3 separate regions of the Mus musculus genome follow, and all the other regions are linked to region 1. A link is a loop called in an ENCODE intact Hi-C map of the cell type or tissue named here. Cell type or tissue: left cerebral cortex. All regions are shown on one strand.

Region 1 (5,000 bases):
ACTGGAAATACCAGCCACCTGTCCATGTAAGGGACTTACATAGGGACCAGGAGAGTCATTGATAAAACACAAGACACCCAAGGAAATGTGTGCCTAACAAACAACAAATCACTTGTGTTCGTAAGGTCCTTGAAATGTGTTGGGTATATTTTAACCGGAAATTTTGTTATTTTAAATTGAAATTTCACAGCGTGCTGCACTCTCCTTTACCAAATATAAAACAGCAAACTTCAGAGTAAAATGTCTCTGAGGAGCGTCACCTGAGATTCTTATGAAAACAGGTAATCCACTAAGAAATCGGAAGATCTATGGTGTGGCTAGGTCCTACTCTGCAGCCTGTATTCTACTGGATACTGAATACTACTACGCAGCCTGATTGGAGTCAGGCTGGTCATTCTATTCTTTTCACCCTCTTAGTAGACAGTTGAGTTCATAAATTAACATGTCTGTATTGGTATAGAAACTCTTACCAAGCCACTCATTCCTAAATTACTAAAAAAACAAACAAACAAACAAACAAACAAAAACCAAACATATGACTACAAGCTCCACCAGGCAGAGCTGTGTATAAAGAAGACACCCCAGGGAAGCACATGAGCCACCGACCAAAGGGCCTTCTATAAAATCATCATGGGTTTTAAGGTACCCTCCCCAGAAAGCACATATCAAAATCTTGTATTTAAAAATGCACCCATCTCCTTCCCTTCACCTCCAAGATTTGCCAGGACGAGGTGGATTCAGAGAGCCACCTAAGTCCTGAGTTTTAAGCAGCATCAGTTGTCTGAGAGGGGTGAGCCTTGAGCAGCTCCTATGAGGAAAGACGGGATGCCACATGAATCCTATGTCTTCTTACTTCCTGATTCTCCATCCTGGCTCTGTAAACATGAGTTACCATCTCTTCCACTCGAGCGGTGTGAGGGACCCCAACTCTACAGCTCAGTTACAGAGCCATCTCTAGAAAGAACAATCTCTTAGGAAACAGGGTTAGGCTTTTAGCAGAAGCACCACACAGTCCCTCATTGACTAGAAGCAGCATGGGCATTTCACACCAGAGTTGGTCTTTTCCTGTCCAACGTGGTGTATACAAAAGAGTACAAATTCACTTTCTGGGGTTGTGGAAGTGAAGCACCTCAGCCTGGTGCTCATGGTCAGCCTCCTGCTTCTGCAGCTGGAAGCCTTCATGCAACACAGGTTGGGATTGGCTCCCACTGTGAGAGCATATCCATATCTCGGCTTCAGCGGCTGCTTTGCCGACTGCCTCTGACTCCTGTGGCTGTGGAAGTTCGCCTTCAGGGTATCCTAGTATACTCTTGTATGCCCGTCTTACTTGCTATAATCTTGCTCAATAGGGCACCAGCCATATGGAATTAAGGTATGGGATACAACTTTCAGTTTACCTTAATCACCTCTGCAGAGACGCTATTTCCAAATGAGGTCACATTCTGAGAAACCAGGACTTACATAAATCTGGGGGCGTCCAAAGCAACTTTGAATAGGTCCCTTCTAGTGACTGATCAAAAATTCACCTGTTACCCCAAAAGACCCTTGGTCAAGTGGCTATTTCCCTTCCATTTCTGTTCTATAGGGGAATAACTTTCTCCTCTTCACCCAGCCTCAAATTAAACTCTCTCCTGAAGCCAGGTTATGTACAAGACATCCTGAATGCCACACAAAATGTTCCCAGGACAGGTTAGAGCACAATACTCCACCCTGGCTCTGATGTCTGCTCTAAGCCATGCTGGGTGCATCCTCTCAACACTCTACCTTGACCACCAATAATCCACAGCTCCACAATTAAGTGAGCCCCGAGGACCCTTCCTGGCCTACGTTTTAATGTTTCTCCTTCACTGTAAGTGTCTCTTCAGAGGGCTTATTCGGCTCAAGCTCTCTAATCATTTCCCCTTAAAGAAAAGCTGCCAGTCATAGATGGAGACGGAGGAAGTGCCTGCCTGTGATTAGGTGGACCCTCTGTCTAAAGGGGTCAGACTGGGTTCCTTCCCAGATGGCATTTAAAACAGGAAGCGTGACAGCTTAAAAGGATCCCAAGAGTACAGGTGTGGCGGGGGAGAGGGAAAATGAACTCAAGGTCAGGGGCCCTCGGCACTTCTGAAGGCAACGCCTCCATCTTTATCAAGGGTTCCAATTGAGATCTGAGGCTTTACAGAATTGGCTGTATGTCCTGGAACAACACGCTTAATTTCTCAGAACCTCCCTTCTACTTACAGAATAGGTCTAGATCTCTGTCTCACGGATGTGCTCGGTAATTTAACACAGAAAGCCACTCCACCTAGTTACCCATTCTAAGAGAAAGAGGTTCTTGGTAACTATCAAGTCTTCCTCTGGAGTCTTTCCACCTGGGTACAGGCCGGGGACATGTAAGGGACTTTGCATAAAGGCAGTCTTTAGGTGAACTCAAGGACTTAGAAGCCAGCCATAGGACACTCAGAGCCCTCTCCAAAAGGGTCAGGTACTGTGCGTGATGGGGATCAAGCATCCTGTGAGACTTCTCCAGTGTCTGGGAAGAGCTGAGGCTCTGAGGAAACCAGTACTGGGAACGTCTGACGCTAGGTGGCGCTGCTCAGCAAAGAAGCCCGAGGCGGTTGCCTGCTAGGTGCCTGTCCAGAATGAAGCAGTGTCTCGGTAGGGGAAGGAAATGATGTTCCTGCAAGATCTCTTACCCAGGAATTCAGTCCCCATCAATATATAATTCATTTTTGCCTTCTCATCATCATTTGCTGAGTTGTATACCATCTTGTATATTTTAAATCTTGCATCATTACCCCAGATACACACACACACACACACAAACACACACACAAATGTCAATGGTAGGACACACACACATTTATTCCTCTTTCCTTAATTAAAAGGAGATGTGAGGAGCTGGTCACAAAGAAACTAAATCAGCCTTGTAATAAAAGTCTGACTTCGGTGAAGCGCAGTTGCAGAGTGCTGATGCACAAACGAAATTAAAGAGCTCGCTTTTAAAAATAAACCGGCTTCCGATGAAATTCAACACGCCGCACTCAGCGGAGCAAGGATTCCACTTCTAGATGAGTGTTGGCATCACTTGTCCACAAGTCTCCGCAGTGCTCAAAGCAGCTATGCTCAAACTGGCCTCAGTAGAGGTGGGGCCACAGCCCAGGAAGGAAGCTTGTCATGTAACAGTGAGAGAACTGCGCTTGAGGCCATGGAAAAAGCTGGGTGTCGGTGCGCTCCTAACCCCAGTGCCACAGGAGGCAGAGACAGGTAGATCTCCCTGGGAAGTCAGTCCAGTCTTAACAGGGAGCACCGGGCCAGAAAGAACTGTTCTCTAAAGAAAGAAAAGAGGGAGGGGTGTGTGAAGGCCTCCTTGGGAAGGCAAAGGAAGAAAGGAAGGAAGGAAGGAAGAAAGGAAGGAAGGGAGGGAGGGAGGGAGGGAGGGAGGGAGGGCAGAACTCTGGCCCCTATGATTGCCCACACTCACATATGCATTCATGGCATGCACACATGAGCATAACTTAATAAGAGAGAGCAAACGAAATTTGCAAATAATGCAAATAACTCTATTAGCAATAAAGCGGTGTGGATATTGGGCTCCATGAGATGCATCTGGTACAAAAGACAAAAAACTTTCTGGAATAGCTCTACTTAAGTGAGAATAGACACCCATGTGTGGAGATGTGGAAATATTCACAGAGCTGAAAAAGCTTTATAGCAGAGCTAGGCTTGCAAACAGCTCGCCTACTATGTTCACATCCTTCAAGAAGATTCGTCTCGACACGTTTTCCCTCGGATGTGAAGAATATGGCCTCTTTGTAGCATCTGTCCCTCCCGCCTAATTTTTTTTGTTTTGTTTTGAATAATTTAGCTAAATACTTCATTAGTTGTGTTTTAAGTGCTTATGCTTCCAACTAATGAATTGTCCAAATCCCCGTCATCGGGCCTCCACCGCAGTCATTAGAACCTTAATTGCCAAGCAGCTGAAGTGATGCCTTTTGTTTATTCTAATTGCTATTAGGAAGATGCACCAGAATTATTTGTAATTTATTAGTCACATAAAAATAATGAGGAATGAATAAAGCTCTTTGCCCTGCAGTGCAGAGAAAGCATGTTTAAGCACGGCTGCTCTTGGTAGCTCTGTCTCCACCCAGCATTGCCCTTTTCCTACCTGGTAGGGCACATGAGGCTCTCACAGGTCGCTTACTATGGCTCCACTGGAGACTCTTGGACAGGACCTGGTCATCATCATTACAACCTCACACTGAATGAATTAGTGCATATTATCCACTCCTGATGTCACAGTACCAACCATAGGCATACAGTTTACCTATTGTGTTCAGGACCAGGGCCAGGGGCCAGGACTTCATTGCCTATCATCCAGAACTACTGAACAAATCGCTCACTCAGTAAGATGCCTGCCTTGCAAACAAGAGAAACTGAATTCACCCAGACCCACTACCCATACCCACTTTTAAAAATAGCAAATCCGAGTGTTGAGGCTTATAATCCAAGCACTTGGGAATTAGAGAGTGGCAGATCCCTGGAGTTCTCTGGCCAGCCAGCCTAGTCTACTTGCTAATGTTGAGGCTAGCAAGAAGGACTGTTGAAAATTAAAATGTAGAAGAGGCAGATAGCAGGTGAGGGATGACACTCAAAGTGGTCCCCTGGTCTACACATGCAGAAGCACACACATGTGTGTACTTGCACATACGAGAACACACACATCTGGAATAGCTCTACTTAAGTGGAGGTGGCCCAACATTATGTACAGGAGATGCATAAAACAAGATGCCTGTCTGATCAGATAAGTGGCAGTCAAAGCAATTTGGAGAAACAGTAGACCCTAAAACAAGATCTAGAGTGGGTTCAGATAGAGGATGTAGGTCCATTTCCTTATATCAGCTATAAAACCACCTATCCACCCCACCCCCCCAGGGAATACCTATTTTCATTCTGTCGACATCATTGCTGACACTAACAGTGCGCACCAAGATTTTCCTTTGGGAGAACTGAGTTGC
Region 2 (5,000 bases), 340 kb after region 1:
GGTTTCTCCTTTAGCCTCTCTCTTGCCTTTATAGGTTCTGCCCTTTGACAGTGAAGTTTTCACAGATATCCACTAGAACCATTCACAATTCACAATCTTCACCTGCCTTGGTTTGTTAACATTGCAAAACCATGTCATGACCCTCCAAGGAGCAGTCCCGCTTACTGTGGGCAAGCCGATGGCCTCTGACTTCCATCTCCTGCACACTCTGCTGAAGAGAGCATCTAAATTAGAAAGCAAACATCTCTAGTTACACATTCATAATATTTATGCAGCATGCAGCTCTCAAGTGAAGCAATTTGGCAGCCTAGATTACGGCTAATAAAAATATTGATTGTGCTACTTTCATGAGAAAATGGCCTTAACTTCAGAAGAATATTTAATACAGTGTAATAATGTTATTCCAGGCAGCAGTAACAACAGAAAAGGTAACCTAACCACTCCAAATTGGAGAAGGTTCAGGTTAGTAAGTGACCCGTTTATTCAGTGGATTGTTTTATATGTGTTCAAGTATGCATGCATGCATGCATGCATGTACGTAAGTATGCAGGTGTACAGGTCCATGTGAATGTATTTATGAAAGCCAAAGGTAAATGTCAGGTCATTTCTTGCACCATTTTTTTACAGTCTTTCACTGAACCTGGAGATCACCAGCTCAGCTTGAGTGGATGGCCAGAGATTGTTCAGGGATTCTCCTATCTCCATCTCTCCCGGCACTGGGGTTACAAGCGCACGCACACACACACACACACAGAGAGAGAGAGAGAGAGAGAGAGAGAGAGAGAGAGAGAGAGAGCGCTAAGGATTCAGACTTGGTTCCTCATGCTTGTACAGTAAGTACTTCATCAACGGAACCATCTTACTTGATGGATTTGTATATGACGTAAGAAGGAATGATTGAGGGAACTGAAAAGCCTGACCAGTTGGTCACTATATAAGGGTCTTAAAAAAGAATCAGAAAATGAACCAGAAAAAAATCAACAGCATCACGTAAAAACTAGTAGTGACAAGGTTGGAAGGTGGAAGGTGAGGGCTACAATTTTCTTTTCCATTCCCCTAGTTTCCAGACCACACACACACACACACACACACACACACAGAGAGAGAGAGAGAGAGAGAGAGAGAGAGAGAGAGAGAGAGAGCACATTTATTCTCCTTCTATTGAAAAACTATGTGTATGTTAATATAGGAATTTTTCTCTTTGTAGTTTTAGGTATTGAACCTAGGCCATGCATTCTGGGCAAGGGACATCTTGAGCCCTTATTATAGTATTTTAAATGCATAATCTTTTAGATGCTATACTTGAGAAAACTATATGTAATGACTCTTTTAAATGTCAGCTCAACGCAATGTAGAGTCACTTGAAAAGGGCTTCTGAGGATGTCTGTGAGGAATTGTCTTGGTTGACTTGAATGATGTGGGAAGACTTGTTCACTGTGGGTGGCACCATTCCCTTGGCTTAAGGAATCCTGGACTGTACAAGTGTAGAGGAGGGACTCACGTGTCAATGACTCCTCCTGAGGTTGACTCCTCTCTGAGGCTCCTCTCTGAGGTTGACTATAGCTATGAGACTAGCAGCTTCAAGTTTCTCCCACCTTGGCATCTCTGTAATGATGTAATGATGTAATGTGACCTAGAATGTAAATAAACCAAATAAACCTTTGCTTTAGTTGGGTGTTTTATCACAGTAACAGAAAATAAAACAAAGATGTTGTAAAATTGAGTCCAAGCAAAATGGCTTTGTTAAAAGATCTGCCCCCTAAATGAAGCATGGCAAGTGTTATCAATCCATGGTCTCAATCTGCCACTGACTACCTGGGAGACCCACTGGCAAGTCCCTAGACCTCAATTTCCTTATGAAAAATGAACCAACTTTTGCTGCTGTCTGTTACCATTGTTCATCAGTGTTCGTGATATGAGTGCCCTTTGATTTTCCTTGAGTTCCACACCTACCCTACTCAAGTGACCTTCACAGAATTTCTTTCCCTCTTACCCACAAGACTCTGGAAAACACCAGGATTTTGTTCTCTGCTTCCTGGCATGCTTCCGCCTTCTGGGACATCGCCCACTTGCTGCTCAGGACTCACATCCTCTAACAGTACCTCCATCTCTACCTCCAAGATCCTCAAACCTAAATGTCAAGCTCATATCTAGCTCTCTTCCCTCAGCATCCTCAAAATCTAGATGTTAACTTTACTCATATCTAGGTATGACACTATTTTCTACTCCATGACAGGATGGACCACCATCCCTCTATCACACCATCATTTGATGCTGTAATCTCTACCTGGTGACATGATTAACTGACATCCCTCTTTATCCCATTGGTGTGGCCCTATAATCTCATATTTTAAAGAGGAACAAAGACTTTGCTGAGGAATTGACTGGCAACTATTATTGAATATTTAGGCGTGAATCTGTGAGAACTGGTGATAACGGAGCTAGAAAAGCATCTGTGCTTGTTAAAGAGGCCAGCACCACTGAAAGAAACGAGCTATGCTTCATAGGGATAAGAAAGTGATAGCAGGGTCAGGACACAGAAGCTGGTTCAAGACTACATAACACGCTGGAAGCCAAATTTAGAAATGTGTAAGCATCATATATGTGGTACAGGTTTTGAAGACAAACAAGATGTAAGACTGAGGAACTCGTGGTTAGTGGATGAGACCTGGCACCATGCATTAAGCTCAGAATCCCTGTAGATAGGCTATTGATGAAGGCACAGTCTTAGCTTCAATGGAGACTCCAGGATATTAGAAGATGCCAGGATTGTGAGATGCACGCCAAGGAGAGCAGCAGGTGTAAAGTGGAGCCAGACTAAGCCGACAAGACAGGTTGTGTGTGCTGTGGATGGTAGAGCTGGAATAGTGTGTGTGCCCAAGCCTTTCAGACAGAGCCAGAAGACTATCCAATGACTGACTCAGATGCCAGACATTGAGCTAAAAAGAAATGGATTTTCACTCCCATACTGTTATTTTTTTGTTGGGTCTGATTATTCCTATATCCTGGTTCTTCCCTTTGGGAATAAGGATTTTTATTTTGTGCTATTATATACTGGGTTTTTAAAGACTACGGAACTTTAAAGGTTAGAGTTGGGGCTAAAGAGCACTTAACTTCTGAGCCATCTCCCAGGTATAGCTCCCAGAACCCATGCTAGACAGCAGCTCATAACCACTTGCAAATCCAATTCCAAGAGATCTGAAGCCCTCCTATGATCTTCACAGGGACCTGCACACAGATAGTGTGCACACATTCATTCAGGCATACACACATAAACACAAAATAAAGAAAAAGTCTCTAAGATATTATTAATGTGAGATGTTGGGGTCAAGGAATGAAAAATTACGGTTTAAAAGTTATGTATCTATGTGCCAAGTTGACGAGGAGTGCTGTGTTCTGGTTAGGTTTACCTGTCCATGTCACCCATCCTAAGAGTCATCTGAGAGGACTCCTCAATAGAGGAATTGTCTCAGCTGGGGCAGAAACCTAAAGGCAAGCCAGCTTGCTATTTTCATGGCATTACCTCAGACCGAGACACTTACCTCACAGCCAAGAAAAGAGAATAGGAACCATGTCTGTAGGGAATTGTCTTGACTGTTAACAGATGCAGGGGAGCCCAGTCCCCTGAGGGCAGCGCCAGCAGTCTAGATCGGGGTTCAATGTGGCCTTCAGCACCTGGATCTTACAAATCCTGGATTTGCAACAGTGGAATCAGGTAGTCATGAGTTCCTGATGACATGAGCCAGGTAGACATGAGCTCAGGATGGAAATTGAGGATGTTTGGGGAAAGAGAAGATCCTCAACTCTAACAAGTATAGCAGCACCCAGGAAAAGGTGAACACTTGAAAAGATTCCCTCTAGATGATGTAAGGAGGGGTGTGGTAGTTGTCTAGGGGATTGCTGAGGCTCCCTGGCAAGAACAAAAAATTACACGGATGGAGAAGATAAACAACCAGAGAAAGGGAAATTAGCAGCACTATCCCTTTGGGATAGAAGAATCCCAGTACTAAGAGTTCATTAAACAGAGCTGGGTTAGGTATTCTGTGAGGTCTTTGAGTCCTCTTCTTTCCCTCTTTCAGTTCTGTCTAGATACTTTCCCATATGTCTTCCCACCATTGCTACTCACAAAGTGTTCTGGGAATAGTAGCACCTCACTTTGTTGCATGTCACCAAGAAACTCACTTGGCCTCTTCTACTATAAAATGTGACTTTGGGGAACACTGCTGTTTTAGTTTGGTTTGGTTTGTTGGTGTTTTGTTTTGTTTTGTTTTGTTTTGTTTTGTTTTGTTTTGTTTTGTTTTGTTTTGTTTTGTTTTGTTTTGTTTTGAAAAGGACTTCTACCATATTGTCAATTTGAACACGAGTCTATTTCTCAGGCCTTTTGTTTATTGCTTGGGAGCCCTTTTTACATCTCTAGGATTGTTTATTTCTTTACTTTTGTGTCTCTGAGGAATCAAACTGTATGCCATGAGTGTGCAAGGCAAGCATTATACTACCAAGCAGTATCTATAGCCCTCAGGTTCTTTGATACAAGATTTGCAGCTGAGATGCAGGTGAGATGAACCCCTTCCTTCTGCAGTGGCCTCCAAAGAGACCCTCAGCATTCACTCTCTCAGAGGGTGACCTTCCTCCTCCAATGCCTGGGAGAAAGGCTGCACTGTGGGTCACAATGGAGCACCCACCACCTCTCATTAAGCCACCATGGGATTTATTTTCCAACCCATCAAATGCTCTGTTGGCATACAACTAAGGGCAGAGCTGTAATCACAGCTACAAATGAAACAACGCATTCATTTCATCATCATGGTCAAAGCCCATCACCAGCCCAAACCCACACACAAATATATGTGACTATCAAGGTCATTAAAACTGCCCCAGATTTTGTCAGCCAGGAATGCTACTTGTGGGGATTTGATTAGATAAAGTAATCAGGGACTCATTCAGAGGTGTGTGTGTAAGACTGACTATCATCTTAGTGTATTTATACAATGAACCATCAG
Region 3 (5,000 bases), 84 kb before region 1:
TATGTCTACAAAGGGCTCCTCAATGAGTGATTTCTTAGTAGATCTGGTACAGCAGATATCTGCTCTCCCCCTGCCCCGCCCTTCTCCCCCCAACCCCCACCTCAAATGGTGTTTTGGGAGCAAATGCCATCTTCATTTTTGCACAGGATCGTTTGCACGCATCTCTGAACACAGAGGTAGTTCATAAAGTTCTGCCGAGCGTTTGGGATGATGAAACATCTCAGGGGCCTTGCAGGTCAACAAAAGCACAAAATTTCAAGCTCAGGACCTGTCACATCAAAGTCACCTGGGACTACTTTAAAATAAAGATTTCTGGGTCTTTTCGAGAGAGTAATTTAGCAGGTGTGTCAGTCAGTTTGACGTCACGACGAGAAATATCCGGGATAATCAATTCACAAAGAGAAAAAGATGTACTTTGGCTGAAGGTTTTGGAGGTTTCCATCTGTGGTTGGCACATTGCTTTGTAGCCTGTGGTGAGGCCACATGTCATGATGGGAGTAAAGAAGAAAAACCTGCTCACCGGGAAGCCAGGAAGCCAAAGAGGGGTGAAGGGAAGAGTCTGGAGCCCAAGGTCCTCTCCCAATGCCTCTCTGTAGGTTCCACCTTCCAATGGTTCCAATGGTTCCCACCTGCGTCACAAACGGGAACCATTTTTAACAGTGGGGCATTTATGTAAGTCACAGGAGTAGCGCTTATTCAAGAGCTGCCAGGTGAGGTTGCTTTGCAGAGCGGCTTTCGCGCCCTTGATAAGGGCTCTGGTAGATTCGAGAACTGATCTGATTTGGTTTTCATCATGTAAACCCCTCAAAGTATCCCCAGAGAAGATTCTTTAAGTCTGTGTAAATGTAAACTCAGAAAGTATGGCATGAATTCCTCTTGCTTTATACCTAGTGTGGAAATTTTATGTAAACTCTCAGAAGGTTAGAAGGACTGATTAGAGACCCCAGTATTCCTCCAACTGTCAGCATCCTCTAGGGACTCATGGGCACTATGTGCATCTTTCTCAAATGTCCCTGGCTTCTCAGTTTCCCACACTGTGATTTTAGTTTGCTTTTCTAGCCTCAGAACAGGCATCATCCTTGTAATGACTAGGTAAACAGAAAACGCCAGATAATGCCGTTGTCATGAAGCATTCTCAAACTCAAAAGATCACTTAGCAAAACATGTCACAGGCAAGTACAGCTTTAAGTAATTGTTAAATAATGCACTTCCAGTTATTGATCAACAGAGAAATATGTGTATTCATATACATTCATAAATTATTAAGAATACTGATGGGCTGCTTATCAAATTAGAAACTTCAGAGATTTCCACTGTACTGCAACATTACCCCAGGGAGAGGTTTGCCTTTTTTTGAGGAGCCTGCAGAGATTATAATTAACGTGTTTCCCACTCTTGCCTCCTGCCCCACTTTTGTGCAGCCTTCATTAAACAGAACCCACCGGCACTGAGTTTGCCTGTTTCCCTTACTCGTTAATGGCGCACACGTCTCACATCAATCCAGGTGAGACCTCAGAGTCGATTTTTCAATATTTTAGAAAAATTTTAACTTCCTGAGGAAAATGCAAGAAGGAAACCCAGCTTCCCTGTTCACCGACTCAGCTGCCAGCTGCTGTGAGCCTCTGCAACACAATCACACTTGGGTGACTGGACAGAGGATTCTACATCGAGACATCAGTATCCAAAAACTTTGCATCAAAGATTACTGTCATTCTCTGTCCTGCAAATTCTAGTTTTAACAAATAGGTAATGACTTGCACCTACCATTTATAATAGCACACAAAATAGATCTGCTGCCATAAAAATCCTCTGTGTTCTGCCTGAATATGAGTCTCTCTTCTCTAAATTCCGCCAACTACTCACTTTCATTGCCTTCACAGTTTTGTGTTTCCCAGGATGCTCTATGGTGGCCTCCTCAGACTGGCCTCCTATACATAGCAATGAGCACTAGAGTTTCCTTCATATCTCCGTTGCTTAATAGGTCACTTTTTTCTAGCACTAAATATTATCACTTGTCTAGATGCACTACAGTGTATTAATCCATTCATCGACTAATGGACATCTGGATTGCTTCCAGGATGTTGGACTGTCTGCCAACAATGAATGGAGCTACTGTAAACACCCACATGCAGACTTTTGAGCGAATATAGCTTCCAACTCCTTTGGGTAAGTACCAAGAATTGTCATCACTGAACCATATGGTAAGACTATGTTTAGTTTTTATCAGAAACTGTCCAACTGTCTTCCAACGTGGCTCACCATTCTTGCACTCTCATCAGCAGTGAATAAGACTTACTGCTGCTCAATGTCCTCCTGGCATGTAATATTGTCAGCATTCTGCACTTTAGACATGTAGCACTGCCTCTATCATGTTTCCATTAGTATTTCATTGATGGAATAAGAGATGGAATGATGTCTTCTTGAGCTTACGTGCCTTCTGTTCCTGTCTTGCTGAGGATGATTGGACCATTTTTCTTGTTGAATGTTAGGTCTTTATATATCTTGGATACCAACTCTGTCTTAGACATCTCTTTTGCAAATATCTTTTTATTCTCTCTAGACACTATCTTCAACAGAGGGAAAAAAATTAAATTTCACTGAAGACTAGTGTATCAAAGAAGTTCAGCCTTCAACAATATCTCTAAAATCATTGCCAAATCCCAGATTATTGGATATTTCTTTTCTGTGTGATAATTTAGAAATTTGTAGCTTTAAATTTTTAAATGTAGGTCCCTACAACCATCTTAAATTAATTTTAAGAGTATAAGGTCTGTGTCTAGACTCATATTAAGTGATGGATGCTCAACTATTTCATATTCCAAAGTGAAAAATAAATGATTTGTTCCTTATGTTGCCTTTACTCTTCTCTGCCAAAGACCATTTGATCAGTTGATTGTATTTTTATGATTTATTTTAGAGATTTCTAGCTTACTGCTCTGTCTATATATTCTGTTCGCCAACACCCCACTGCATTGATTACTGTAACTTTACAATATGCTGTGAAGTCAATTAATATTAGCCCTCCAAAATATTGTATTGGGGTTTTGTTTAATCTTTTGTTGTGTCATCCAAGTTTAAGGGCGGTTTCTTGATGCCCCTAAGTAACCTTCAGGGTCTTTGGCTGGAATAACACTGAACCTCTAGACTAAGATGAGGGAAAATGAATATACCATGCCCATCAAAGGCAGTCTTCATTTCTGCTACAATGTGTTTTAACTCCAGCATTCTTTCTTTTCCTTCTTTTCCTTTCCTAGGACTTCCACCTCTTTCCTTACACCTTCCTCTGTTGTTTCATGCTGTCTGTCTACTGGATCTGTTGGAGCCCTTAGCATACAAACTGTAGAACCATGATTTTTTTAAACTTCAAGTAGATATCCTAGTATACTTGAGTCTGTTCCTGCTCTAGGCTTCGTATATGTTTGTAGGGAATTGAATTAATTTGTCACTAGGCCTCCAAAAAAGTGCTGATAAAGCAAAGGAGAAGTGTTCTGAACTGCAGCCCTGGGGCTAGTGACCCTGTGTGGCAGGCATATGCCTCCCTGTCTCAGGCACTACCTCCTACTTACACAGGACAAGACGAGACATCCATGATTTCTTTCAAGAGGCTAAGACAGAGAGAACTGGATGGATGCCTTCATCCCATTCAGCATGACTGTAACCCCAACAGCTTAGGAATTGATTAAACCCTTTACCCTGAAGACAGACCTTTCTAGAAACAAAGAACTCAGGCATAGTTCAAAATTATCACATTTTTTTTTTCTATCCCTGCTAGAAGCATGTGAGGATCCTTCTTACTGAAAGAACCAGCCTGAACTTTGGAAAGTAAGACTTAGAAAACTATAGAAAAAAATCTCAACCAGTTCTTGTGGGAGTTTTGGTCCCAACACTTTTCTACACTAGCCCTTCAGCAAGTTATTCATTTTGTTCTGAGTCTGTTTACCCCTGCACAAGTTCCCTCAAATGCTTTTTTTTTTTAAGCTATCTCCTCCAATTAATTATTGTGTTTTTTTTTCTCTCTAACTTTAAATTCAACAGCTTATTTTCAAGAGTGAAAAGGAGATGCTAATCTTCAGTTTGGTTTTAGTTTTTCTAGTTGGGATAGAGAGAATATACAAGCTTCTTGTGTGCAAGACTGGAAAGTGGTCGTTAAGATGTCACAGCCTTCAGTTTGCAACTGATGACTCGGTAATCTGAGTGTAGAGGATGAGTGGCCATGGTGTTTTTTCAGCCCTAAGTGAGACACCTAAACCACACTCCTGTCTCACGTCGCTCTGAGGAATTGCAGAGGAGTAGATGGAAAGATCGAAAATGCCAGAAGTTAAGAAATACTGTTGCAAACTATTGTCTTCTGTTCATGGCAGGGCCTGTGTACATATCAATTCACAGTGGCTGCAGAAGACAGGCACAACATCTAGTCAGTCACAATTCAAACATGGACAGGAGAGGGCCTTGCCAAGCATAGCACCTAGCTGAGGAGATTTGACAGGGGAAGGTGGCTACGGTAGGGAGAGTCAGTTCTCCTCAAGGGAGAAGCCTCTGTAAATTGTCCATGCTCTGGTAGATGGCCCCAGCTCCATGCATATATGGACCACTCTGATTGGACTAAGTCAACTATGAAAAAAAGGACATGAAGATAGGAGGAGAGTATGGTGGCTATGGGAGGAGTCTAAGGGGAATATAGGGTTGATAGTGTCAAAATACATCATATATATATGTGTGTGTGTGTGAGTGTGTGTATACACATATATACATATATATGCATATATATACACATATATACATATATACACACACATATATATACATGAAATTCTGAATGAATGAAAAAAGACAGAGGGGAGGAACTGCTAGTCTTGGGCTTGTGCAACGGTTCAGTGGGTAAAGCACTTACTATGCAAATGTGAAGCCCTGAGAGCAGATCCCCAGAACACATGCAAAGTCACACTTCTTAGCTTGTGTCGATAATCCTAATGCTCCTGTAGACAGATGGGGGTGGGGTA

What was found. Peaks named below come from ENCODE experiments on the same cell type or tissue, not always from the same donor. Only the 100,000 strongest peaks of a DNase experiment are listed, where the experiment ranks them.
Region 2: it touches region 1 in a loop (4-fold over the local background); 12 of 42 quality-filtered maps call a loop at or near these places.
Region 3: a loop joins it to region 1, with 3 times the contacts of the local background. A loop is called at or near these places in 3 of 42 quality-filtered maps.

What each region holds. Positions count from the first base shown.
Region 1 is chr7:68,827,624-68,832,623 of GRCm38, reverse strand. No RefSeq gene overlaps it. Among named protein-coding and RNA genes, the nearest start is that of Gm34612, 38 kb to the right of the region's middle. In left cerebral cortex, a CTCF peak has its summit at 2,567 (motif pointing right); DNase peaks (open chromatin) are centred at 2,570 and 3,065.
Region 2 is chr7:68,484,700-68,489,699 of GRCm38, reverse strand. It overlaps Gm34549 (a long non-coding RNA gene), which reads right to left and starts at 1,629. Exons shown (of 3, transcript XR_391569.2): 1 at 1,502-1,629; 2 at 166-224. In left cerebral cortex, no CTCF peak of the experiment used is centred here; no DNase peak of the experiment used is centred here.
Region 3 is chr7:68,911,672-68,916,671 of GRCm38, reverse strand. Gm34664 (a long non-coding RNA gene) reads left to right here and starts at 648. Exons shown (of 4, transcript XR_882192.1): 1 at 648-710; 2 at 2,078-2,166. In left cerebral cortex, no CTCF peak of the experiment used is centred here; a DNase peak (open chromatin) is centred at 2,092; H3K27ac peaks cover 418 bases.